3 separate regions of the Homo sapiens genome follow, and regions 1 and 2 are each linked to region 3. Evidence: read pairs that join two places in POLR2A ChIA-PET (ENCODE). Cell type or tissue: GM12878. All regions are shown on one strand. Each heading gives the region's core, and the rest is flanking DNA. Links, peaks and the distances in the headings are about the cores only. Region 1 has its middle 14 kb from the start of MLLT3. Region 2 has its middle 28 kb from the start of MLLT3. Region 3 overlaps MLLT3 (MLLT3 super elongation complex subunit).

The links. Peaks named below come from ENCODE experiments on the same cell type or tissue, not always from the same donor. Only the 100,000 strongest peaks of a DNase experiment are listed, where the experiment ranks them.
Region 1: POLR2A ChIA-PET joins it to region 3 with 5 read pairs; 2 of 35 experiments call an interaction of 5 or more read pairs at or near these places.
Region 2: POLR2A ChIA-PET joins it to region 3 with 6 read pairs; 2 of 35 experiments call an interaction of 5 or more read pairs at or near these places.

Annotation. Positions count from the first base shown.
Region 1 is chr9:20,631,353-20,642,641 of GRCh38, reverse strand. No RefSeq gene overlaps it. Among named protein-coding and RNA genes, the nearest start is that of MLLT3, 14 kb to the right of the region's middle. In GM12878, for the core only: no CTCF peak of the experiment used is centred there; a DNase peak (open chromatin) is centred at 2,031; H3K27ac peaks cover 1,320 bases.
Region 2 is chr9:20,644,935-20,656,223 of GRCh38, reverse strand. It overlaps a transcript of FOCAD not described here. Among named protein-coding and RNA genes, the nearest start is that of MLLT3, 28 kb to the right of the region's middle. In GM12878, for the core only: no CTCF peak of the experiment used is centred there; no DNase peak of the experiment used is centred there.
Region 3 is chr9:20,580,130-20,584,129 of GRCh38, reverse strand. The region is part of intron 2 of MLLT3 (MLLT3 super elongation complex subunit); the gene reads left to right. Among named protein-coding and RNA genes, the nearest start is that of MLLT3, 40 kb to the left of the region's middle. In GM12878, for the core only: no CTCF peak of the experiment used is centred there; a DNase peak (open chromatin) is centred at 1,789; H3K27ac peaks cover 399 bases.

The DNA.
Region 1 (11,289 bases), core at 31-4,030, 58 kb before region 3:
ACTTTTCTCCACATACCTCCTTTTAACTGTCGTCTAGGACTCAGTCCTCTCTGTTTTTGAAATTGAAGTATAACATATGTACAGTAAATATGTGAAGTGTGCTAATATAAATGTAAAGTTTAATGGGTTTTACATATGTGCATACCCATTTAACCACCATCCAGATGAAGATACTTCTCAAGATTCTCTGTGTTCTTTCTCAATCAAGCACTATTTCTCCTGTTTAGATAGTTGTTTAAGCCTTTTCAATGGACACTGACCATCTTTCAGTTTCTTTATCTCTCTGTTTCTGACTGCCTGCTTGTCTCTCCACCTCTCTTTCTCTCTCTCTCTCTCTCCTGTGTGTGTGCGTGTGTGTGTGTGTGTGTGTGTGTATTTTTCCCTTGTCCCTGGGGCTTCATTTTACTTCTGTTCTCTCTCTTCCTTTTTGGCTGATAAATCCTTCTGTAACCCAGATCTCAGCTGAGATATCACCTTTATCAAGAAACCCTGTCAGTTGCTGGTATGGGGATTTGCCTAAATAACCTTGTTATGGTTATCTTAGCTTGGGAAAAGGAGAAATAAAACATGTTGAACATGTTTTGATGTAGAACATAGAATATATTTGTTTTGGGTAAACGAATTGGAGATAGTATTTTACTTGTAGGTGAGACCTGGTCACCAAAATATTTTCATTCCTAGTATTAGTTTAAACATTGCTGCTGTAAGTTAGCTATCACAGCAAATCAATAATATTTAAGTCATAGCTCCTTTCAGTGGATCTCACTAGTAAATAAGCCATTGAAAAGTATGACCATATTTATTTTTAGTGAACTAATGTTTTATAATATACATCTAGTAAAGTATACATAACTTAGTGAGTAGTCTGATGAATTCTGATGACTGTATACCTCTGGGTAACCAATATCCCAACTGGTTTCCAAAGTAGAACTTTTCCAGCACCCCAAATAATTCCTTTGTGCCTTTTTGGTCAATTCCTCTAAAATGCAGTTACTGTTCTAATTTCTACCACAATTCATTGGTTTCGCATGTGTTGGAATGCCATGTAAGTAGAATCAGATAGTATATGTATATTCATGTATTTTGCTTCTTTTGCTCAACATAACGTTTTTCAGATTCATTTATGTTGTTGCATATATGAGTAGTTCATTCTTATTTTATTACTGAACAGTATTCCAATGTAGTATATGTGGCACAATTTATCCATTTTACCAATTTTCATATTGGTGGACATACGGACTATTCCCTATTTTGGCCTATAACAAATAAATCTACTATGAACATTCTTACGTAAGTCTTTTTGTGAAGATATGTCTTTATGTTTCATAAACACCTAGAAGTTGAATCCAGATGGATCATAGAATAGGTATATTTTTATCTTTATTAGAAACTGTTAAACAGTTTATCAAAGATTGGTATTATTTTATACTCCAACTAGAAATGTATGCAAATTCTACTTGTTCCACATCCACATCAAAATCTAGTGTGTCAATCTTTTTAATGTTTGTCCTTTTAGAAGTGTGAAATGATTTCTCATTGCAGTTTTCACTTGCATTTCCCTAATGATTAAAAATGCTGAGCACCTTTTCTACATGTCTGTCCTGGAATCTTTAAAGTGTGGCTCTTGTTCTCATTCTTACAAAATGGTGCTGGAGCTCTAGCTGTCACTGCGCCGTAGGCAGAAGGAGGAACAAAGGGTCCAGATCTTACAGTCATGTATCTGCTGAGTCTTTCTCAGAAGCCTCACCCATGGGCTTCTCTTTCTATCTCATTGGTCAAAATTATGTCACATGCCTAACCAATCTGCCAGGAAGGCTGGGTAAAGCAATTTTTTAAGCAGATCTTCCAGGTTTCTATTACTGTGAAACAAACCAACTCAAAAGTTAATGGCTTAGAATGAAAATGTGTTTTTCTCACAAATAGGCCATTTGGGCAAAGCTTAGCAGAGACAGCTTGTCTCTGCTTCACTTGGCATCAGCCTAGAGGCAATTGTTGCTGGCTGCCGGCCAAGAAGACTCACACAGTTGGAACTGTGGTTAGAACACCTACACATGAGCTTTTCATGTGGGTTCTTGGATTCCCACACCACGATAGCTGAGTCCCAAGGGTGAGGGTCCCAAGAGAGACTGAGGTAGAAACCATATCGCCTTTTATGACCTGGAAGTCACACATTATCACTTGTGCTGTATTCTATTCATTGTGGAAAATACAAAGGTCTGCCTGGTTAAAGGGGAAGAGAAGTCGATTTTACAACTTGATCTGGGGGTGGCGAGGTATGGAAGAGCAAGTGGACCAAAATATTGCTGTGGGCTGGGCCCAGTGGCTCACGCCTATAATCCCAGCTCTTTGGGAGGCCGAGGCAGGTGGATCATTTGAGGTCAGGAATTTGAGACCAGCCTGGCCAACATGGTGAAACCCCGTCTCTACTGAAAAAATACAAAAATTAGCCAGATGTAGTGGCGCATGCCTGTAATCCCAACTACTTCAGGAGGCTGAGGCGGGAGAATAGCTTGAACCTGGGAGGCGGAGGTTGCAGTGAGCCGAGATCGTGCCACTGCACCCCAGCCTGAGCGACAAGACTGAGATTCCATCTCAAAAACAAAAAAAACAAAAAACAAAATATTACTGTGGCCATTTTGGGGAAATACAATCTGCTACAATTGGGCATGTTGCTTACCCCTAACTAAGCTGGGATTCTCTTCACAAGAAAGATGTGGCGAATAAATATTGGGTAGGCAAGCTGAGTTTCTGTCATGTTCTTTACACATATAACATTATAATTGTTTGCTTTCCACTAGACTGTAAACTCCATAAAGACAGCAGCCAGATTTGTCCATCTGTCTTTATTAATTATTGGTTCCTTAGGGCCTAAGGAAAAAAAAATAGGCATTCAAGAAATATTTCTCAATGAACAAGTATTAAACTAAATAAAACCATATATAGAATATCAGTTTTAGAAAATAAACTGTGATGAAACATTAGGAAAGAATGTAAAAATTGAAATTTTAAGTCAATAACCTGCCAGCCTGGAGCTGGGAGCTGTGGCTCACACCTGTAATCTCAGCACTTTGGGAGGCTGGGACAGGTAGATCGCTTGAGCTCAGGAGTTTGGGACCAGCCTGGGCAACGTGGCAAAACCCTGTCTTTACAAAAAATACAAAAATTTGTCAGGTGTGGTGGTGCATGGCTGTAGTCCCAGCTACTCAGGAGGCTGAGTTGGGAGGATCACTTGAGCCCAGGAGGTTGACGCTGCAGTGAGCCATGATTATGTCACTGTACATCAGCCTGGGTGACATAGTGAGACCCTATGACAATAAATAAGTAAATAAATAAATAAAAACCTATCAGGCTGGGCAACATAGTAAGACCCTATCTCTACAAAAATCTTTTTAAAAAATTAGCTGAGTGTGGTGGCATGCACCTGCAGTGGCAGCTATTTGGGAGGCTGAGGTGGGAGGATCACTTGAGCCCAGGAGTTCAAGGCTGCAGTGAGCCATGATCACAGCACTGCATTCCAGCCTGGGGGATAGAGTGAGATTGTCTCTAAAAAAAAGTCAATAACCTGCAGAAAGCCCAATAAACATATATGCTAAGGATTAAAACAAATCTCATTCTACTTTTTAAAATAAAAAACAAAATAAAGTGCTATTTAGTGAGGCAATCAGAGACCAAAAGCCAGTCCTTATGACTTTTCTATACATTACTTTACATTGGTTTAGAATATCCAGCCATTGACCATTATTTGCTATTGTTGGAGACAGTTTGGAAAATGCATGCTCCCTGATCCTTACTGGATCAGTATTGAGGTCAAGAATTTGTTCATTCTGTGAACTATCTCTTCTTCATCCTTAAGTACATTTTTAGCTTACATAGTTTAAAATCTTTATTTTCTCTTTTTATTTATTTATTGATTTATTTATTATTTATTTATTGCTTTTTAGTTTTAGAGACAAGGTCTCATTCAGTTACCCAGGCTGGAGTGCAGTGGCACTATCATAGCCCACTGTAACCTCAAACTCCTGGACTCAAGCAATCCTCCCACTTCAGCTTCCCGAGTACCTGGGACTACACGTGCACACCACCATGCCCAGCTAATTAAAAGAAAAAAAATTCCTTGTAGAGACGGGGTTTCTCTGTGTTTCCCAGGGCGGTCTCTAATTTCTGGCCTCAAGCAATCTTTCCACCTCAGCCTCCCAAACTGCTGAGATTATAGACATTAGCCACTGCACCCAGCCTTAACATTTTTTGACTTATGTTGTTTCATATATTTAAATATTTTCATCGTTTTCATTGGTTTCATATTCCCTTTTGAAGAGCTCTTCAATGTTTTGTTTTTCTTTTTCTGGTCCATTTAATAACTAGTTTGCCAGTAACCATGGCTTTGCATGGCACGTTCCTGAGGACTGTGACAAATATTCTCATACTGTGATCTGATTATATCATACCTCTGCTCAAATTTTTTCAGTGGTTTCTTGTCAGGCATAGAAAACTCTTAATCTGTTGAGCATGAACAGAATACCCTTTCTGAGGAGATTCCTCATCTCCCAACACTTTCCTTCAGTCAGACCTTAGAATAAGTATAGCTACTGAGCTTGCCATACCTTCTCCTTTCTCAGTGCCCCCCCACCCCCACCCTTCCTAGTGTCTTTCCAGGCTGAAGGAAGAATATCTGTTAAATGTTTGCTCCCAATTTCATTCTCATCCTTGTGACACCCTCTCCTCATCCTTGTGATAAACTCTTACCCTCCAGTATCATCTCAAGTGTTAATGCCTCAGTTATTCTTTCTCTAAGCTCCCATCTCAGATTGGGTGCATTTTCCTTGTCTTGTATTTGAATATGCAAATCTCAATTAGGCTTTTTTTTTTTTTTTTTTTTTTTTTACTTTCTCACAGCAAGTAGTTCTACACAAAATCTAGGTGGAAGAAACCAAGCACAATCATTTATTTAAATAGTATTTATTGTTTCTTCCTCTCTCTATGTCTTTTTATAGGAGAAGCGAGATATGAATTGGGGGGAGAGGAATCCTACTCTGTTGTTGGCTCTTTTTTTACCTACTATTGGCCAAAGAAGAAGACAGGTGGAGAGTAGTGATGCTCCTCCTGGAATGCCAAGGTGGAAGAGAAAAGCAAGTGATTTGAGAGGTGATTGCATAAGCTTAGACTCAAAGGCCCTGCTGATATATTTCCTATCTTTTACTTGCATCCTTCACCACATGAAGGAGGTTTTAGGGTATTTTTCACATCTGCCCATGGGACAACCCAGCCATTTTCTCTGTCCTCTGGGCTCCCTGCCTTGACAGAGTCTTCTTAGTGTGGTGCTGTCACAACAAGGCTGTTACTGTGATTGAAAGGAAAAGGCCAAAAGACACAGACAACGGAAGTTTATTTAATAGCCATGAATATATAAATGTACAGAAACAGTCAGACAAAGCAGAAAACAACATAAAGTACTCCCAGTTGGATTTACAGACTTTTCAAGTTCGCCACTGGGTCCTACTTAGGAAGAGTGAGTCATCTTCTAAGCCATTTTATCAGAGGATTTCCAATCCCCCTGCTCCTCCCTCTGCCTTTCTGAAGATTCTGCAATTGCCTTGCAGCTCTCCAGCTGCAAGCAACTGATGCAAATCAACCCTAGTACATTCCAGAGTGTTTATTGGGAGACTAGGTGAGTTGAAGGTGAATTTCTACTTGTAGCGTCTATAAGTAGAGCATCTTGTAGCAGGCCCAGATTTCAGGGTTGCTTTTGTTTGGTCCATTTCTACACATGGTGTTTCTATATTTACTAGAGTTATCCCTGCACTGTTATAAGAGAGAAAACATGTTAATAGCCTGGAGTATGGAATTAGATTGCCAGGGTTTGAATTTTAGGATGACCAACCATGCTGGTTGTGCTGGGACTGAGGAGTTCTATAAGGATGCAGGACTTGTCAGTACTAAAACAAGGACAGTGGTCACCCCAGAACATTGCTACTTACTAGCTCAGGTCTCAAATGGAAGTAAAAGTATTCCAGCATTATGGAGGTATTGTTGGAATAAGAGTTAATATTTGTAAAGTGCTTACAACAGTGTCTGACATATATAAGTGTGTGTTAAATCAAAAACTTATGGAAGACACGGTTTTTTTCTGGGCATAATCGCATTGTCCAAGCAATGTTTTTAATTTTTGCCATTATCTTAGGGGTTTACAAAAGTGAATTCTTATTTATCTACACATTTATATGTATATACTGTTTAAGTGAGTTTTTACCATCTAATTTTCACATAAAACAATACATACTCAAAATAACTTCACCATAGTAATGTTGAACTACAAAATAGCATGACTAAAAAGTGATGTGGATAGTAAAGGAGGATGTCCAATTGTGAACGAGTTCCTCCAAACCCTGCACCTCTTTCCTTTCTGCTCTTACTCTACCTTGATCAGAGCCCTGTTTAACAATGACTGTATTGTATTGGAATTATATGTCTGTTGCCACCAGAGAGGGTATGCAAAAGCAGAGCCTGTGTTGCAGCTGACAGTGTGGAGGGAAAAGAGATCTTGGGCCGGTGGCTATTAATTACTGGAAACTTTCACCAGAAGTGAAAGACTCAATGAATGTCAGACCCTCACCCATCAGATTAGCCATCCCTCCTTCAAAGCAGGGGTATGGGCAGTCCTAGAGAAGGCAAGAAGTATTCAGGCCATGTTCTATGGAAATGAGAAAGCTTTGGATCACAGATGTATCTCCCAGCCTACAACCTTTTGACTAAAAGCCTCCTACTTTAAAATATTTGTTAATAGTCTGAAGCTTTAAAAAAAAAAAAGTTTTTGAATCCCTTGTGGTTCAAATCCAGAGCAGTTCTTTTGACAAGAAATGAATGCTATGTGAACATAAATATTTTTAAATACCAAGACCTTTAGGTTTTCTTTGAACCTCATGAAAAGGACTCACAGACCTCCAATACTTCTTAAAAATCCTCTCTTCTTCTCCCATTGGCTAGTCTATTCAGCTAGGCAGCCTTATCTCTCATAGCCCACTTTCACTTTCCCCACCCCAACCCTCTTTCACCCTTAAGCCTAGAAGTCTTTGGGACTTTGTTCCTATTCTTTTTCCTACACCTCTGAGTTCTTTATTGTGTAAGAAATCATAATTTATTTAATTTATTTGCTAAATTATTGCCGTCTAATATTCTTAAATTCTAAATCTGTGATGTCCTTCCAACATGCTAGCACCATCTTAGCTATTGAGCCCTTGAAAGGTGGCTAATCCTATTGGAGATACACTGTGGCAACCTAAAATCAGTGAGAGACCAACTCTACAAAGCAAAGAGTTCATTCAGGAGTAGCAAGGGATTGCAATGAGGGATACATGTGCTATGAAAAACATAGGTGCATCCAAGAGAATTGGGGCAAAGGGGAAGCTTTTAAAGGCAAAATAAATGTCCATATAAGTCATTTTGAAACAAAGACCATTGATTACAGGGTCGTGTTGCTGGAGTTGTTAGCTTATTGGTGGAAATAGCCATTGTTAGGCAAGGGTCCTTGTGAAATCAGGTTACTGCAGTTTCGAGGAATTCCTTGCATAGTTCCCATTATAGGCATACATGTGTGAGGACCCCTCCTTCACGGCATCCCCGCTCCATTAAGTTAGGGTTTTATATTAGTGACTCCATTTTCATACTGATAACTTTCACAACTGCAAGTATATACACACTGAATTTCAAAGGCAGAATGAAAAGGAATGTAAAAGATAGCAATAATAATTTTTAAATTAATTTCAATTGAAATGATATTTTGGTTATATTGGGTTAAACAAAATACATTATTAAAACTAATTTTATCATCTTGCTTTTTAAAAATATGGCTACTAGAACATCTAAAATTATATACGTGCCTCACATTATATTACCTTTGAACAACACTGTTCTAGATTGGGTCAGCAAACTTTTCCCATAAAGGCCAGATACTGACAAAGATTTTTTGCTTGGCCAAACTTTAGTCAGTCTGCTGAACCTTCTCCTAGGCCCATTTGTGCACTTCCTAATTAAACTCAGTTTTAGCAAGAACCCCTACCCTTGGAATCTGACCATCTCAATATCTGATCAGGCTTCTCATCCTCCACCATCCTCCAGGTGATGTCTGGTCACCCTGGCCTGCCTTCAACAAAAATCCTGTTAGGTCGGTTTAGCCAGACTCACTTTTGCCCCTGATGTTTCCTCTTAGTGATTTCCATCCAACCACACCCTGCTCCTCGACTACGAATTTCCACTTGCCCATGTATCTGGAGTTGAACCCAGTTTCCGCCTCCACTGCCAGGCTCTGTTGTAGTGGTTCCTGTACCTGTCTCAATGATGCTGAGTAAAGTCTTCCTTATTGTGCTTTAATAGGTATCATTGAATAATTTTTTTTCTTTGAAAAGGATAAGCATTTTAGGCTTTGTGGGCCATGTGGTCTCTGTCGCAACCACTCTATTCTATCCTTGTAGCACAAAAGCAGCCATAGATATATGAAAACTAACGACCTTTGTTATGTTTCAATAAAACTTTATTTATAGGCTCTGAAATATGAATTTTAAAATAATTTTCACTTGTCATGAAATATCCTTTTAAAAATTGTATTCAACTATTCAAAGATGTAAAAGTTTTTCTTTAACAGACTTAGAGTCTGACTCGACTTCCTGGCCACAGTTCGCCCACCATACATTACCCACATCTGTTCTATATCAACAACAGGACCCTAAGGATGAGATTATCTTCACTACCACAGAAAGGGCCTCAAGAGCTGGGCTGCTTGAGTAAATGAGTAAATTGGGGAAATCAGAACTGTGGACAACTAGAGGAGGAGTACCTAGTCTAAGGGGGTAGCCTGAACTCCGCTTCAGCTGAGTCTTCTGGATAGGTAAGCCCTGGGTGGCCAGATTTCTGATTTACTTTTTCCCCAGGAGAAGCAGGGAATTCGAATTTTTATGTAACATTTTCCAAACTTGACATATTATCCACTACCTTAAACAAATAAATAAGCCAAAAATTTTGTTCAGTTCAAACACTATAGGATATAGGTTCAATTCAGTTCTCCAGCCACCACCTCATATCCTTTGTCTTAGCCATGGAATTTTATTCATAAACACATTTCTTTTAAACCTTGCAGATAAAGGCGACTGGTGTTTTACATGTTTATGTGTCTTGCCAGAATAATTTTAGGTAATTTCAGCGTGACATAATTTTGCAATTACTACTTCATGTTCTCAAAGATAATTTTGTGTCATGTAGAGACTTTTTTACTTAGTAAACAATCATAGTCTATAACTAATTCTCTCCCTCCCCCTTCTTGTATATGTCCTCCATTTATTATGGTTTTATTCTTTGCAAAACACATTCTTTTCTAAAAATGGCTTTTAAGTGACTAGTAGATGAGAACTTTCATGACTCAAAAAGGCCAGGCTTTTAGTTTTATTATCTGAGAGAGAATGAGTACTTAGAAAACTATATGTATTCACTGAAAGAAAAAGCAAACAAACATGAAAACTGATTTTGGGGTTCTAAAAATATTGTTGTTTTTACCTTTGACTTAACAGCTACTTTGGGCCATCTTTATTCTTAAGTTAAATACATTTTCTACTATTAGCTTAATGAAAAATTATTTTGAAATGATTTTTTTTCTATTTCTACAATAGAGTAAGATGGCTCAAAATTGTTATTTTGGGCAAGTCTGCTATTCCTGAACTCTGCCAGTTGGAGACAACCTCTCGTGTCAAAGAACTTCCTTTTTGAGACATGTGCTTGGCTCAGAATTACTTCTGCTCCCCAGTTTTGCCAAGTGGGCTTGCTTATACCCGAGAGTTCAATCATTTTATCTTTGACATTAAGGAGAAGTTTAGCCAATATATATTTAGGTCAATATTTTAAAAGGAAAAAAATGCTAAGACTGATTTAATGCCATTTTGTAGCATTTTTCATTTATCTGCTTGTAAGTTCAATGAACTCGTCTCCAAACATGTAAAATTAAATCATAAAGCCTCAGCAATTACCTTCAGATCTAATTTTTCAGAATTTCAACCCATGAAACACAAAGCAGCGTTTCAAAACAACCAATATGATAAAATACTGGAGTGGAGGGGAAAAGAATGAAGCTAAAGACTCCTGCTATGGTAAAACCAGAATCAGGAATGTTCTGATTTATCCCAACTGGAAAAATGAGGATTGGTGTACCTTAACCTTGACAAAATTCATTAGTAATGACAGAATCCTGTGTAATGACAAATGCCCTTGCTTCTCCATTTCTAAATTGTTATTAAATTCAAACTGTGCCTATATTATTTTATTCATATTGTTTCTCATTATTTAATGAGTAGACTTATGCTAGGAAACAGATCAAAACTCAAAAACTAAGTACTTGCAAGTTTTTCAACATTGCCTTTTAACAGATTTTCTTATTTCTCTACATACTTTGAAGTCTTTCTTACCTGTGCCTTTTTACTTCTTTTTTTTTCTAGAGATGGAGTCTTACTACGTTGCCCAGGCTGTCCTCGAACTCCTGGGTTCAAGGGATCCTCCTGCCTCAGCCTCCTGAGTAGTTGGGAATAGTTCCAAAACTATTGGAAATAGAGGCATGAGCCACGGTACCCAGCCTTTTCTTACATTTATCTCTTTCCTTTAACCAATATGGCTCCATCCAAATTAACTTTCTGTTGAATTCTATTTCAAGTTGCAGAATTTAGTTTTTTGTGCTTTATACATAATAGGTATACAGTAATATTTGTGAAATACATCTATAATGTTAGGGAAACTAGTTATTCTTTTCTGTTTTGTATTTGTTGAATATGTTATATCAATAGAATCAATAAACAATTTCATCCACTAATATGGTTATTGCCATTTTAATTAGAATAATTACAACTTCTTCCCATTCTCTCCAAAATAAAATAAAAATCAAAGCCTTGAGTGTCTCACTAAAAAATCTGTACCATGTTGTTGAGTCAAGGAAGACAAAATGACTTGGAATATTTTGCATTATGACCTGGAAACTGCGTTTATATCTTTTTCCTGCCATGTGCATATGATCACTGCCTTAAGGTTCAACTTTAGTTTTGGCTTGAAGTCAGACCATTGCGTTAGCTCTCTAATCAAAACGTCTGGGATACAGCAAGACCAGTACATAGTTTTAAATATAGGGTTGTATAAGAGAATTAAAGGCCTTGATTGAAGGAAAGGTTAGGAGGTCTGACATCTCCAAAAGACACTTCTGGTGGCTTTTGTTTACAGAGTACCACAACTTGGGTAAGAACCACAGTATAACAACTAATGAATTGA
Region 2 (11,289 bases), core at 7,190-11,189, 65 kb before region 3:
ACACCTATTCCAAAATTGACCACATACTTGGAAGTAAAGCTCTCCTCAGCAAATGTAAAAGAACAGAAATTATAACAAACTATCTCTCAGACCACAGTGCAATCAAACTAGAACTCAGGATTAAGAATCTCACTCAAAACCGCTCAACTACATGGAAACTGAACAACCTGCTCCTGAATGACTACTGGGTACATAACAAAATGAAGGCAGAAATAAAGATGTTCTTTGAAAACAACGAGAACAAAGACACAACATACCAGAATCTCTGGGACACATTCAAAGCAGTGTGTAGAGGGAAATTTATAGCACTAAATGCCCACAAGAGAAAGCAGGAAAGATCTAAAATTGACACCCTAACATCACAATTAAAAGAACTAGAAAGGCAAGAGCAAACACATTCAAAATCTAGCAGAAGGCAAGAAATAACTAAAATCAGAGCAGAACTGAAGGAAATAGAGACACAAAAAACCCTTCAAAAAAGTCATGACTCCAGGAGCTGGTTTTTTGAAAGGATCAACAAAATTGATAGACCGCTAGCAAGACTAATAAAGAAAAAAAGAGAGAAGAATTTAATAGACACAATAAAAAATGTCTTATCTCTTATGGCTATCTGTGATTAGTGATCTTTGATGTTACTCTTGCAATTGCATTGGTGCACCACAAACCACACCCTAGAAGACTTGAATTTAATTGAGAAATGTTGTGTGTGTCCTGATTGTTCCACGCTTCCACAGATCAGACATTCCCCCATCTCTCTCCCTTTGTTCAGGCCTCCTTATTCCCTGAGAAATAACAATATTGAAATTAGACCAATAACCCTAAGACTTCTAAACGTTCAAGTGAAAAGAAGAGTCACTCATCCCTCACTAGCAATCAAAAGCTAAAAACGATTAAGCATCTCAAAAGCCATGGTAGGCTGAAAGCTAGGCCTCTTGCATCAGTTAGCCAAATTGTGAATGCAAAGGGAAAGTTATTGAGGAAAATTAAAAAGAGCTACTCCAGTGAACACATGAATGCTAAGAAAGCAAAACAGCCTCGTTCCTGATACGGAGAAAGTTTTGGCGGTCAGGATATAAAATCAAACCAGCCACAGCATTCTCTAAAGCCAAAACCTAATCCAGAGCAAGGCTCTAACTCTCTTCAATTCTATGAAGGCTGAGACACATGAGGAAGGTGCAGAAGAAAATTTAGAAGCTAGCAGATTGGTTCATGAAGTTTAAAGAAGGAAGTCATCTTCAAAACATAAAAGTGCAAAGTGAAGCTGCAAGTGCTGATGTAAAAGTTGCAGCAAATTATCCAGATCTAGCTGAGATCACTGATGAAGGAGGAACACTAAACAACATATTTTCAGTGTAGATGAAACACCTTTCCATTGAAAGAATATGCCATCTAGAAATTTTATAGCTAAAGAGGAGAAGTCAGTGCCTTGCTTCAAAGCTTCAAAAGACAGGTTGACCCTCTTGTTAGGGGCTGATGGCTTTCATTTGAAACCAATGCATACTTACTATTCTGAAAATTTTAGGGCCCTTAAAAATGATGCTAAATCCATTCTGCCACTGTTTTATAAGTGAAATCACAAAGCCTGAATGACAGCACTTCTGTTTATAGCATGGTTTACCGAATATTTTAAGCCCCGTGTAAAGACTTACTGCTCAGGAAAAAAAAAAAAAAAAAGATTCCTTTCATCCTCACTGACAATGTACCTGGTTACACAAGAGCTGTGATGGAGATGTACAAGGAGATGAATGTTACTATTATGCCTGCTAACACGACATCTATTCCGCAGCCCACGGATCAAGAAGTAATTTCAGTTTTCAACTCTTTTATTATTACTATCGTTATTGTAAAGCTACAGCTGCCATAGATAGTAATTTGTCTGGTGGATCTCGGCAAAGTAAATTGAAAACCTTCTGGAAGGGGTTAACCATTATATATGCCATTAAGAACATTTGTGACTCATGGGAAGAGGTCAAAATATCAACATGAACAATTTAGAAAAAGTTGATTCCAACCTTCATGGGTGACTTTGAGGGGTTCAAGATTTCAGTAGAGGAAATCACTGCAGATGTGGCAGAAATAGCAAGATAACTATAATTAGAAGTGGAGCCTAGGGTCGGGTGGCTCACACCTGTAATCCCAGCACTTCGGGAGGCCGAGGTGGGCGGATCACGAGGTCAGGAGATCTAGACCATCCTGGCTAACACGGTGAAACCCCGTCTCTACTAAAAATACAAAAAATTATCCGGGCGTGATGGCACACGCCTGTAGTTCCAGCTACTCAGCAGGCTGAGGCAGGAGAATCGCTTGAACCCAGGAGGCGGAGGTTACAGTGAGCCGAGATCTTGCCACTGCACTCCAGCCTGGGCGACAGAGTGAGATTATGTCTCAAAAAAAAAAAAAAAAAAAAGAAAGTGGAGCCTAAAGATGACTGAACTGCTGTAATCTCATGATAGAACTGGAATAGATGAGGAGTTGCTTCTTATGGATGAGCAAAGAAAGCAGGGTTTGAGAGGATTGGCCCCAATTTCTAAAGAAGTTCTGCTGTGGGTAAAATGCTATCAAACAGCATCACATGCTACAGAGAAATCTTTTGCAAAAGAAAGAGTTAATTGATGCAGCAAACTTCATTGTTGTCTTGTTTTCAGATATTTCTGCAGCCACCCCAACCTTCAGCAACCACCACCCGGATCAGTCAGCAGCCATCAACGTTGAGGCAAGACCCTCCTCCAGCAAAAAGATTACAACTCAATGAAGACTCAGATGATTATTAGCATTTTTATTAGTAATATATTAATAAATATTGTGTTTTATTAATAGCAATAAAGTGTTTTTAATTAAGGTAAGTACTTTTTTTTAGACATAATACTGTTACAAACTCAATAGACTCCAGTATAATGTAAATATAACTTTTACATGCACTGGGAAAAAAAATTCTTGTAACTTGTTTTATTCTGATATTTATTGCAGTGATCTGGAACTGAACCTGTAATATGTCCAAGGTATGCTTCTAATCAGCCAAAATGATAAACCATCAGATTGAAAAAACTTCCAGAGTTAATATATTAAAAGGTAATAATGAATGAGAAATAATACTGTACCTTAGTAATCTTAACTCTTTTCTCTGTATACTTTTGTTTCTCAGCTAATGGTTCTATACTAGGGCACTGCAAAGTTAAAGGATTTTCTGAATACCAGAATTTTACTACTAATAGAGCCATTCTAGAATCTGGCCCTATCCATATTTTAGCCCATTGGCACATGATTTATCCATCTCTCTGTAATAATTTATCAATGCTATTACTAACAAATAGATTAGTAAAGGTTCTTGAAAGAACATAAGAAATATATAGTTCTTCTTTCACCCCACCAATAGTAATAATAACTGAATATAAAATGGTGAATTGTAATATAATTATATTTTATATATAATTATAAAAATAATTATATTTTATATATAATTATAAAAATAATTATATTTTATATATAATTATAAAAATAATTATATATATAATATTATATATTTTATATAAATATATATTATATATATAAAATATTATAATTATAACATAATTATAATATAATAATGGTGAATATAAAATATAACATGGCCATGTGCAATGATTCATGCCTGTAATCCCAAAAGTTTGGAAAGTCAAGGTGGGAGGATAGCTTGAAGCCGGGATTACACGATGAGCCTGGGCAACACAGTGAGATCTTCACATCTACAAAAAATAATAATTAAAAAAAATTATCTGGGTATAGTCCTATCTACTCCAGGCTGAGATGGGAGGATCACTTGAGCCCAGGAGTTCAAGGTTGCAGTGAGCTGGAATCATGCTACTGCACTCCAGCTTGGGAAACAGAGCAAGATCCTATCTTAAAAAAAAAATGGAGAGAGGTATGCCAAATGGATCATAACTAGTATATGTAAAATGGTGGTGAACAGGGCCTAGATGTATCTTTTATATATTCTTGGACCCCATAGCTGAAAACAGATGCAATATATTAAGTCAGTAAACTGCCGGCTGTAGCACCAGACACTTACATACAAGGTTTGACTAATCTTGGTCATCTGTTCAGGGAAGTACAGAACTGTGGTGTAACCATGTCTTCCCGTTTTTATCTCTTCAATGGGGGAGAGGTGGGATAGATGTGTCAGGCCAGATGCTGCTGGAACAAGAAGACAAGTGTCAGAGGGAGAGGGAGGCAGAGCTGAGACCAAGCGTGTCAGAGGGGTCGCCTGCTTTCCTGCCATTTGAAAACTCATTTCCTAAAGGACAGTTACACTGTGCAATGTAATAATATTTTATCACTAAAAAGACAAGGCAGCTCTACACTTACCAGTATGGAACAGGCTCCAAGTCATATTAAGTTGGGGAAGGGTAATGGGTGGAGAACAAAATGTAGTACAATGTATGTAATATGCTATCATATGTGTATATAATTAAATATATATTTATGTATGTATATGCTTACATACACGTAGAACATGTTTGGAAGAATATTGAAAATTTGGGAGCTGGGTATGGTGGCTCATGCCTGTAGTCCCAGTTACTCAGGAAGCTGAGGTAGGAGGATTGTTTAAGCCCAGGAGTTTGAGACCACCCTGGACAACATAGTGAAAGAAACCTCATCTCCATTATAAATAAAATAAATAAAATAAAATAAAATAAAATAAAACTTGCAAACCTTGGGGGAGGCAAACAACGTAGGGCTTCCATGTAAGGCCACACATGATGGAATTACAACCTTCCAGAGGCATCAATTACATAGGCTCTTGCTACTCAAAGGTGTGGTCTCCAGACCAGCAGCATCAGCATTACCTGAGAGTTTTTTGGAAATGCAGAATCTCAGCTTCTATCCCAGACTTACTGAATCATAATCTACCTTTAAAGAGGACTCTCAATTATTTTTTAATTGCATCAAATGTTGAGAAATACTGTTATAAATGCAAAGTGTATCGAGCCTTCTAGAGTTGTGCACTGCATAACCTTCATAACCAAGAGTAAAGGAAAGATCTGTGAGTAAAGGATGGGAAGAAGTCTCTTCACCATAGAGGCTTTTTTTTGTTTATTTTTTTGAGATGGAGTCTCGCTCTACTGCCCAGGCTGGAGTACAGTGGCACAATCCAGGCTCACTGCAAACTCCACCTCCCAGGTTCAAGTGATTCTCTTGCCTCAGCCTCCTGGGTAGCTGGGATTACAGGCATGTGCCAAAACACCTGGCTAATTTATAGAGCCTTTTTGCACTTTGTACATGTTGAGTCATGTGGTACAAAAAGAATTGTAAATATTGTAAGATAAACTAAAGCAAACAGCACTTTACAGCCTAAAGGGGATGACTTTAATAATTGAGAGTAGGCCAGGCACGGTGGCTCCCACCTGTAATTCCAATATTTTGGGTGGCCTAGACGTGAGGATAGTTTGAGGCCAGGAGTTCAAGACCAGCCTGGGCAACATGGCAAAGCTCCATCTCTACAAAAAATACAAAAATCAGCTGGGTGTGGTGGCACGTGTCTATACTCTCAGCTACTCAGGTTGAGGTGGGGAGCTGCGGGATGGTCAATGGGGGCTTAGGCAGGCGGATCACTTGAGCCTGGGAGATTGAGGCTGCAGTGAGCTACAGTTGTGCCACTGCACTCCAACCTGGGTGACAGAGTGACAGCCTGTCTCAAATAAATAAATAAATAAATAAATAAATAAATAAATAAATAAATAAATATTTGAGAGTAACTAATCATTATGGGATAAGACATTGATGAGGAAAGCCAGTCAATGACAAAGAGCATTTCAACTGAGCACAGTGGTGGTAGTTTTTGGAAGCCATAGAACTGTTTCATGCTTATATCTCAAAGAGATATTGGTTACATCGGGACATTAGTTTAACAACTTTTGAAGATAACTAAGTCTGGTATTGGAAAATCCACGTTATGTGTTTGAGTTCCCAAATGGGAGACTAATGCCTTAAGTGTGACTTCTGTTCTACCTCCCAGTCCTCCCACTTTCTGCCCTCCAGGACTTTTGTACTGTGCTGCCATTTATGAGGTAGCACCAAGCTCATATTTTGCTTCAGACAAAATCATTATTTAGGTTGCAGCCTTAGAGTTATTTTATCATTTCTATAATAAGCAAATAACTGCTGTATAAATGAGAAAATGGGGTAATGTTTTAAAATTTAATTATATTTACACTTTAGAATTATATACATTCACATGAAACAGAAAGTGTAAAAGGGGTACAAAGTAAGAAAGCTCTTCTCTATGGCTATAATCCAGTTATACTGTTTCCTTTTCTAGAGGCACCTAATATGAGTTTTTATGTATCTTTCTGAAGATAATTTATACATAAAACACAATTTACATTATTTTACATCCTGTGTTTAAACAAAAGATAGTATACTATACTTACCGCACCTTGCTTTTTCTGAATAACATTAGATCAGGGAGATCATCCTGTATCACATAAAGATGATCCCCATAGCTACTGTATCCCAATGTAGGGATACATTATTATGTATACACTCTATGGGTGAAATCTTTTGGTATTATAAACAATGCTATAATGAGTAATCTATTTCATACATGAGTGAATAAAGTCTCGGATAAATTCCCAGGAGGAAAGCTGTTGAGTTGCATTGTTAATTCTGTGAGATAATGGCAAATTGCCAACTTACACTCAACTAGGAATGTATGAGAACACACTGTCTAATCAAACCTTTATATCTTTGCTAATACAATAACTTTAAAATGATATTCCAGCCATTGGAATTTGCATTTCTGTTTTTGTGAATAAGACTGAGCATCATTTTATATATCTAAAGGTCCTTTCTTTCTTTCTCTTTTTCTTTCTTTCTTTCTTTCTTTCTTTCTTTCTTTCTTTCTTTCTTTCTTTCTTTCTTTCTTTCCTTCTGTCTCTCTCTCTCTCTCTTTCTTTCTTTTTTTGACAGAGTTTCACTCTTGTTGCCCAGTCTGGAGTGCAATGGCATAACCTTGGCTGACTGCAACTTATGCCTCCCAGGTTCAAGCAATTCTCCTGTCTCAGCCTCCCGAGTAGCTGGGATTACAGGCGTCTGCCACCACACCTGGCTAATTTTTTGTATTTTTAGTAGAGATGGGGTTTCACCATGTTGGCCAGGTTGGTCTCGAACTCCTAATATCAGGTGATCCACCCGCCTCGGCCTCCCAAAGTGCTGGGATTACAAGTGTGAGCCACCATGCCCAGCTTGGTCATTTTCTTACTGATTTTCAAATGCTCTCTCTGTATTAGAAAGACTAGCACCTGCCTATGTTATAACTAGCGAATATTTTTCCAAGTTTGTCATTTGTCTTTTGACTTTTTTGTTTATCTTGCAGAACTTTATTTTTATTTTTTATGCAATCAAATTTTTAAATCATTTCTGTTATGGCTTCTGAATGTTATGACATATTTAGAAATAGCTTTCCCATCCCCCAATTTTTTTAAAAGGAAGTCTTTAGAGCTTTCTTCTAGCTCTCTTATGTTTTCATTTATTTACATGTAAATATTTGAGCCAACTTGAATTTGTTTTGAGGTAAGTTAGGAGATACAGATCCAAATTTATTTTTCTTATATTTTCTAGATGTCTATTGGTAGTCCTAATAGTATTTTTATATAAATCATTTTTTTGCCACTGATTCAAAAGGCTGATTTTATAATTTACTAAATTCTGTTTCTGAATATTCTCATTTATTCCACTGATTCTTTTTAAGATATAAAAAAGCTAGTTGACCTTCACACTCTAGGCTTTTCCTACATTTTCCTAGATACTATTGCTTGTTATTTTTAAATATAAGCTTTAGAATTTGATTGGCTGAAATAAAAACATCTTGTCTTTTTATTGGATCAATCTGTGTGTGATAATGTCTTCCTGTTCAAGAATATGCTATGTCTTTCCATTTGTTCAAAGTTCTTTTGAGACTTTAGTTGCAGCTTAATGTTTTTGTTTTTTTTTCAAATAGATTTTCTACATTTTCATTGCTTTTGTAAATGGAATCTTTTTGTCCATTATATCTTCTAAACTAACAGTTAATACACGTTAATGAATTGACTATTCATTTCCGTATGCTAATTTTATACTTAGCCAACTTACTGAATTGTCTTATCATCTGTAGTAATTTTTCAGTTATCTCAAGTTTTTCAGAAATGCAATAGTAATATTTACAAATAATTATAATTTTGCCCTCTTCCTTTCCACTTTTTATACTTCTCATTTCTGTCTCCTTTCTTGTGATGGCTACTGTCTCCAAAATAGTGTCAAATAGAGGTGACAGATATTTTCACCTAGCTCCTGATTTTAATGGGACTTCTCCAGATGTTTCCCATTAACATGATGCTGGCTTTGGGGTTGAAATAGATGTATTTTATATACTATGACTATTCATTGTGCATCAAATTAAATTTAAATGACTAATGAAATCACTCAGGATCTCTTAGAGAGAGAGGGTACCTTGTTTGGTCCAAATTGGTAATATATGGCTGTTTATGACTTATCAAATACTTTTTACATGTATCAATTATCTCACTGGATCCCCACCGTAATCCTGAGTTAGATACCCATTCCAGCATTTTTTTCTAATTATTATGCCTTGTTCTGGCTTCTATCAGATCATTAGAAATGAAGTACAAATAATGAGAAAACATTCTTCCTTTGAAAGCACAACAAAGTGTTCAAGAATAGCAGAGATTTAAAAATAAACTATTTTATAGGACACAGTTTCTAGAGTATTAACAATATGTTCAGTGTCTCCTGTGGCCAAGAGATAGTTCAACCCCCCATTTTTCCTTGTAGCTAAATCAGTGAGTTCCTTATTACTAGAGGCTGAGCCTAAACACGCAAAGTGAGAGCTGGCCTGGAGGAAGAGATTTGAGAATCATCCATGGGCAGGTTATAATTGAAGCCATAGGATTAGATGAGATAATCCAGAATAATGTACTCTAGAAGGAGAAGATAAATAAATCAAAGATGGAAGCCTGGATAAAACCAATAACAAGGGTGAGTAAAAGAAAAAAGGTTCTAAAAAAGGGAATAAAAATGAACAGCAGGAGTTAAAGAGAGGAAAAAACACAAGAAAATTCATTACTAAAACAAAAGGAGAAGGGAATTTCAAGAAGTTGTCAACAGCATCAAAGTCTTCAGAGACTAAAATAATTCCAAGAGTTGAAAAGTATTCATTGTAATTAGCAAAAAGGTGATCACAGGCAAATTTGACAGCAACAATGTCAGTGGATGCCGTGGCTATTGTCTGCCCGGAATGCCTTTCTCTTCTACATCTGGCAACAAATCCTGCTTCTCTGTCCACAGGAGCAGGCACATGATTCAGGTTGTGCTAATTATAGCATCACATCTTCCTGGCTGTAGAGATAGGCAGCATTCAATAGTAGGCATATGGCTGGGCACAGTGGCTCATGCCTGTAATCCCAGCCTTTAAGAGGCTGAAGTGGATGAATAACTTGAGGTCAGGAGTTCGAGATCAGCCTGACCAACATGGTAAAACCCCTTCTCTACTAAAAATACAAAAAATTTAGCTGGGTGTGATGGCGTGCACCTGTGGTCCCGGCTACTTGGGAGGCCAAGGCAGGAGAATCATTTGAACCTGGGAACTGGAGGTTGCAGTGAGCCGAGATCACACCACTGCACTCCAGCCTTGGAGACATAGTGAGACTCTGTCTCATTAAAAAAAAAAAAAAAAAAAAAAAAAGAAGGCGTATGACCCAAGCTAGACCAATCTGAACATTTGCATGGAATTTTTCTGTCTGCAACTAATGAGAAAACATCTTTTTTTCCTTCTGAATGATGGAAATATCAGAATGAAGTAAATATACAGAGATATGTAGAGATGAAACATGAGCAATGGAGAGAGAGAGCAGGCGCATGCACTCCTGTGAAAGAGAAATATCTGCCCCACCTTTTTTTGAATCTTAATTCTATTCACTTAATTCTATGAGCTTCCTTAATGTCCTTCAAATAATTTCCGCTACTTCCCCCCTCTTTTTTTTAGTAACAAAAGAATTAAGATTAATAGATAGAAGTCAGATTGTAATTGGCTTAGAAATGAATGATATAAATACTTCAGAATAACCATAACAAGAAATGGACAGGAACTATATAAGTAAAACTACAAAATTTTACTTAAGGTCATAAAAGAAGACTTGAATAAATGGGAAGTCCTCACACGTTCCTGGGTAGCAATGACTATTATAAAGATGTCAGTTCTTCTCAAATTAATTTATAGGTTTAATGCAACTCCAATCAAAATCCAAATAGGATACCTTTTGGAGCTTGAAACGGTGATTCTACAGTTGATTAGCTTAAAAAAAAATAGAAAAGAGTGAGGAAATTAAAAAAAAAAAAAGGAAAATTGGTGAGGGGAAGAGTGAACAGCTATTAAGCATTCTCCCAGCTAAAAGGATGCAATTGGAGTGGCTCTGTAGCTCTCTCTCCTTGTCAAAGAGATCCTTGCCTCTGGGCACAGGGTCCATGGATATTCTCCCTTTTTCTTAAAGTAACTTAAATAAGTTTTTCTTTCTTTTAACCAAAAGAGTCCTAATTCAAGAACTTGCCCCATCAGACATTAAAACAGCACATAAAACACAGTATTACTAGTGTAAATGTTTATGAGCATATCTTTGAAACAAAATAAATAGCCAGAAATATATACTATCTCTTACTTATAAAACTGATGTAAATAATAAAGTTGACATCACATTGCAATATGTAAAGGAAAAATCATTCAATACGTTGGTTAACTGTGAAAACTTAAGTTAAATTGTCAACTTGCAATATATACTAAAATAAATTCCAGATATTAAATGTGAAAAGTGTTCACTGTAAGACAAACCAATGACTACTAAAACATGTGCCTGAAATATGGCAAAAGTTTGCCAAAGTGCAGGTTAAAAAACTAGGAGTTTATTTAGGGAACTATTTACTTGTTCTTGAGCTGAAGGAATAATTGTCTAAGTATAAAATCAATGGCCTAAACCACAAAGGAATCAACATCGGATATTTGACTACATGAAAAATTCGAGTCTACACAACAGAAGCCATCAAAACATGAAAGGTAAATTATAAAGTAGAAAAATATTTCAATATATCTGACAAAAAGCATGTAGTAGTTTAAATCAATAATGAAAACACTGAAACTTCAATGGAAAAAAGTACAATGTGCAGACAAATCTCAGAAGCAGAAATATAAATACCAATAAATATGTGAAACAATTCACTTTTACTGCTATAATACAAAAAGTTAACAATTTCAATGATATATCATTT
Region 3 (4,000 bases), core at 1-4,000:
GAACCTTGAACTTGAGAGAGATGATTTAGGATATCTGGCAGAAAAAATTTCTAAGCAGCAAAGTATTCAAGAGATGAGTTGGGTGCTGTTAAAAGCATTTAGTTTTAAAAGGGAAGCAGAGCATAGAAGTTTCAAAAATTTGCAGCCTGATAATGTGATAGAAAAGAAAACCCCATTTTCTGGGGAGAAATTCAAGCCCTCTACAGAAATTTGCATAAGTAGCAAGGAGCCTAATGTTAATCCCCAAGACCATGGGGAAAATGTCTTCAGGCCATGTTAGAGACCTTCATGGCAGCGCCTTCCATCACATGCCCAGAGTCCCAGGAAGAAAAAGTGGTTTTGTGGGCTGGGCCCAGGGTCCCCATGCTGTGTGCAGCATAGGGACTTGGTGTCCTGTGTCCCAGCTGCTCCAGCCATGGCTGAAAGGGAACAACGTACATCTTGGTGTCTGGCTTCAGAGGGTGGAAGCCCCAAGACTTGGCAGCTTCCATGTGATGTTGAGCCTGTGGGTGCAACAGAAGTCAAGGATTGAGGTTTGGGAACCTCTGCCTAGATTGCAGAAGATGTATGGAAATGCCAGATGCCCAGGGAAAAATTTGCTGCAGGGGTGGGACCCTCATGGAGAACCTCTGCTAAGGGCAGTGTGGAAGAGAAATGTGGGGTCGGAGCCCCCACACAGAGTCCCTACTGGGGCACTGCATAGTGGAACTGTGAGAAGAAGGCTACTGTCCTCCAGACCCCAGAATGGTAGATCCACCGACTGCTTGCACAGTGCTCCTGGAAAAGCCACAGACACTTAACACTAGCCCATGAAAGCAGCAGAGAGGGAGGCTGTACCCTGCAAAGCCACAGGGGCAGAGTTGTCCAAGACCACGAACCCACCTCTTGGTATCAGCACGATCTCTATGTGAGACCTGGAGTCAAAGGAGATCATTTTGGAGCTTTAAAATTTGAATGCATGGGCCCTGTAACTCCTTTGTTTGGCCAGTTTCTCCCATTTGGAATGGTTGTATTTACCCAATGTCTGTACTCCCATTGTATCTAGGAAGTGACTAGCTTGCTTTTGATTTTACAGGCTTATAGGTAGAAGGGACTTGCCTTTTCTCACATGAGACTTTGGACTGTGGACTTTTGGGTTAGTGCTGAAATGAGTTAAGACTTTGGGGGAGTATTGGGAAGGCATGGTTGGTTTTAAAATGTGAGAACATGAGATTTTGAGGGGCCAGGGGTGGAATGATATAGTTTGACTGTGCCCCCACCCAAATCTCAATTTGAATTGTATTTCCCAGAATTTCCATGTGTTGTAGGAGGGACCCAGGGGGAAGTAATTGAATCATGGAGGCCGGTCTTTCCTGTGTTATTCTCACGATAGTATGTCTCACAAGATCTGATGGGTTTATCAGGGGTTTCTGCTTTTGCTTCTTCCTCATTTTTCTCTTGCTGCTGCCATGTAAGAAGTGTGTTTCACCTCCTATCATGATTCTGAGGCCTCCGCAGCCATATGGAACTGTAAGTCCAATTAAACCTCTTTTTCTTCCCAGCAGCATGAAATGGGTATGTCTTTATCAGCAGGGTGAAACAGGACTGATACAAGTGCATATTGCCAATTGAAAGAAGCCAATCTGAAAAGCCTACATATTATATGACTTCAATTTTATAACATTCTGAAAAAGGTAAAACTATGAAAACAATAAAAAGTTCAGTGGTTGCTGGGGGTTTGGTGGGGAGGAAGGAAGGGACGAATAGGTAGAACATGGTGGGATTTTTAGGGCAGTGAAACTACTTTTTTTGATACTGTTATGAGTGGTTACATGACGTTATACATTTGTCAAAACCCATAGAACTTCCGTACAACAGAGAGAGAAAACCCTAATGTAAGGGATGGACTTTAGTTAATAGTGTGTCAATGTTGGTTTATCAGTTGTAGCAAATGTACCACCCCAATGCAAGATGTTAATAATAGGGGAAAATGAGAGCCAGGTAGAGTGGGGAGAGGGAATATGTAAGAACTCTCTGTACTTTCTGCTTAATTTTTCTGAAACCTAAAACTGCTTTAAAAAGTACAGCTTATTGGTTTTTTAAAAGAGTATTTTGGATTCACCTTAGTTTTGTAAGGAGAATAATTTAATATAAAAAATTAAAAATATTTTTCATTGCGGCTGGATTGAGCATCAGATATAGAACTTTGTTCTGTGGTTTCAAAAATAGGAGAGAAAAGGTTAGGCTCTTTTAAACCTGAGAGAGGGTTGCTCTCCTTAAATAGTGATATAGAGCCTTAAATGCATTTCTGTTGTTGTTGTTGATCACTTAGAGAAATAGCCAGAGGTAATGGTATTCCTCTTACCAAATTGAAGGATTAGCTCTGTAGAAATGTTGAATTTTAAATGTTTTCCTTGTACCTGATAGAATTGCATAGTGTTCCTGCATCTTATATGAGAGGTAGTTTAAGGTGCTTCATCAACTGTGGATGGAATCCTCAAAGTCCAGTCTCTGATTGGCTGCCAGGGGCCTAAACAGGTTGAATATTTTAATCAACTATACAGGAGTCAACCATCCCAAGAGTTAAAGAATTGCATAGATCCTTTAGTTTAAGGGAAAAAAAATTCCAAGTGAATTTCTGGTGTGAATTAGGGAAGACTTATTTACGTTGCCCTTTAAGTCATTAAAGTGGCCTCTTAGAACTCCTGATTTAATGAAAAGATAAAAATGTTTTGTAATTAGCAGATCAAAGTACTGCTGTGGATGGTGTTTACATTGTCAGTATGTAAATTAAATTTCTAAAGGGAAAGAAAGAATTTGTTTAACACCTCTTTAATTTTGTTTATGTAATTTCTTGCTTAAAAATCTCTTCCCACTCCCACTTACCATAAATGATCCTAAAATAAACACTAACTTACCACTCTCACCTGTGTATCAAAGAACTTGAGAAACAGCAATGTCTGAATTGTTGAACTTTGCTATATTTAAGACAGATTGAGTTTATCCTCCAAAAAGAAACATGGTCTTGAAAGGTTCGTTCAGCAGTCCTAAACTATAAATGAATCCACTGATAAATGGAATTTAAAGAAGCACCAAAATAAACGGGTGTGTTCATAGTCATTTTGTATTGGAATTTGGCAATATCCTTTTGTACAAATTACCAAATGCAGTGTAGCTTGGCATGCATTGCTTGTTTGGAATATAATGTAGGTTTAAAAACAAAATATGTTGACAGAGGCTTTTCTGTTCAGGTGGTTAGGCAGGTTAGCCCTGTGTAAATTGTTGTAGTTCTGGTTCAGTTCCTCTGAACTGGAGGGAGGGGTGCTCTCCTTACACATTGCTGTGTATGATTAGAATGCTACGTCTAATACAGTAAATATTTTATACAAAAATGAATTTTGACTGCTTTATTTCAAGGCTTTACCTCTAGCCATGTTTGTGAAGGAGTGTGTGAAGAAAACATTGATAAGCCATGCCTATGTGAAAGGAAAACTATATTATATTTCAAGTCATTCCATCCCTAGTCACTTTTTGATTAGCAGCCTTGGTCTTCTTCAGGACTAACCATTATAGGCAGAGTGTGCACAGGTTCCAGATAAAACTGCTCAAAGCAAATGGATTAAAAAAACTGTCCAAGAGAGTCTAAGAACTTGTTTTATGAAGAGTCTTGGCTCTCCAATGGTGAGTCCCAGTCTGAATTTATTCAAGACTGAAAGAAGTTGGAGCATGTCTGTGCAAGGGTATTTTTCAAGAGATTTTCTCTAAGAAATCGAGCTTAAAAAAAAAAAAGTCAAGTTAACTAACGTAACATGCAAAGTGTTAGATGGGACTCTTATCACTGTCTAGTTACAGCAATGGAAATTATTATTAATTTCCATAAATGGAGAGAAGGGATTTAACCTTTCTGTTTTGTTTTAAGAGTTAATGCTAATTAAATGCTCCCAAGGAAGAAAGAGTAAAGTAGTGGATAGCATTTGCATTTATGACCATTAGCATGGCTGGGGTTGTGCCTGTGTGAATG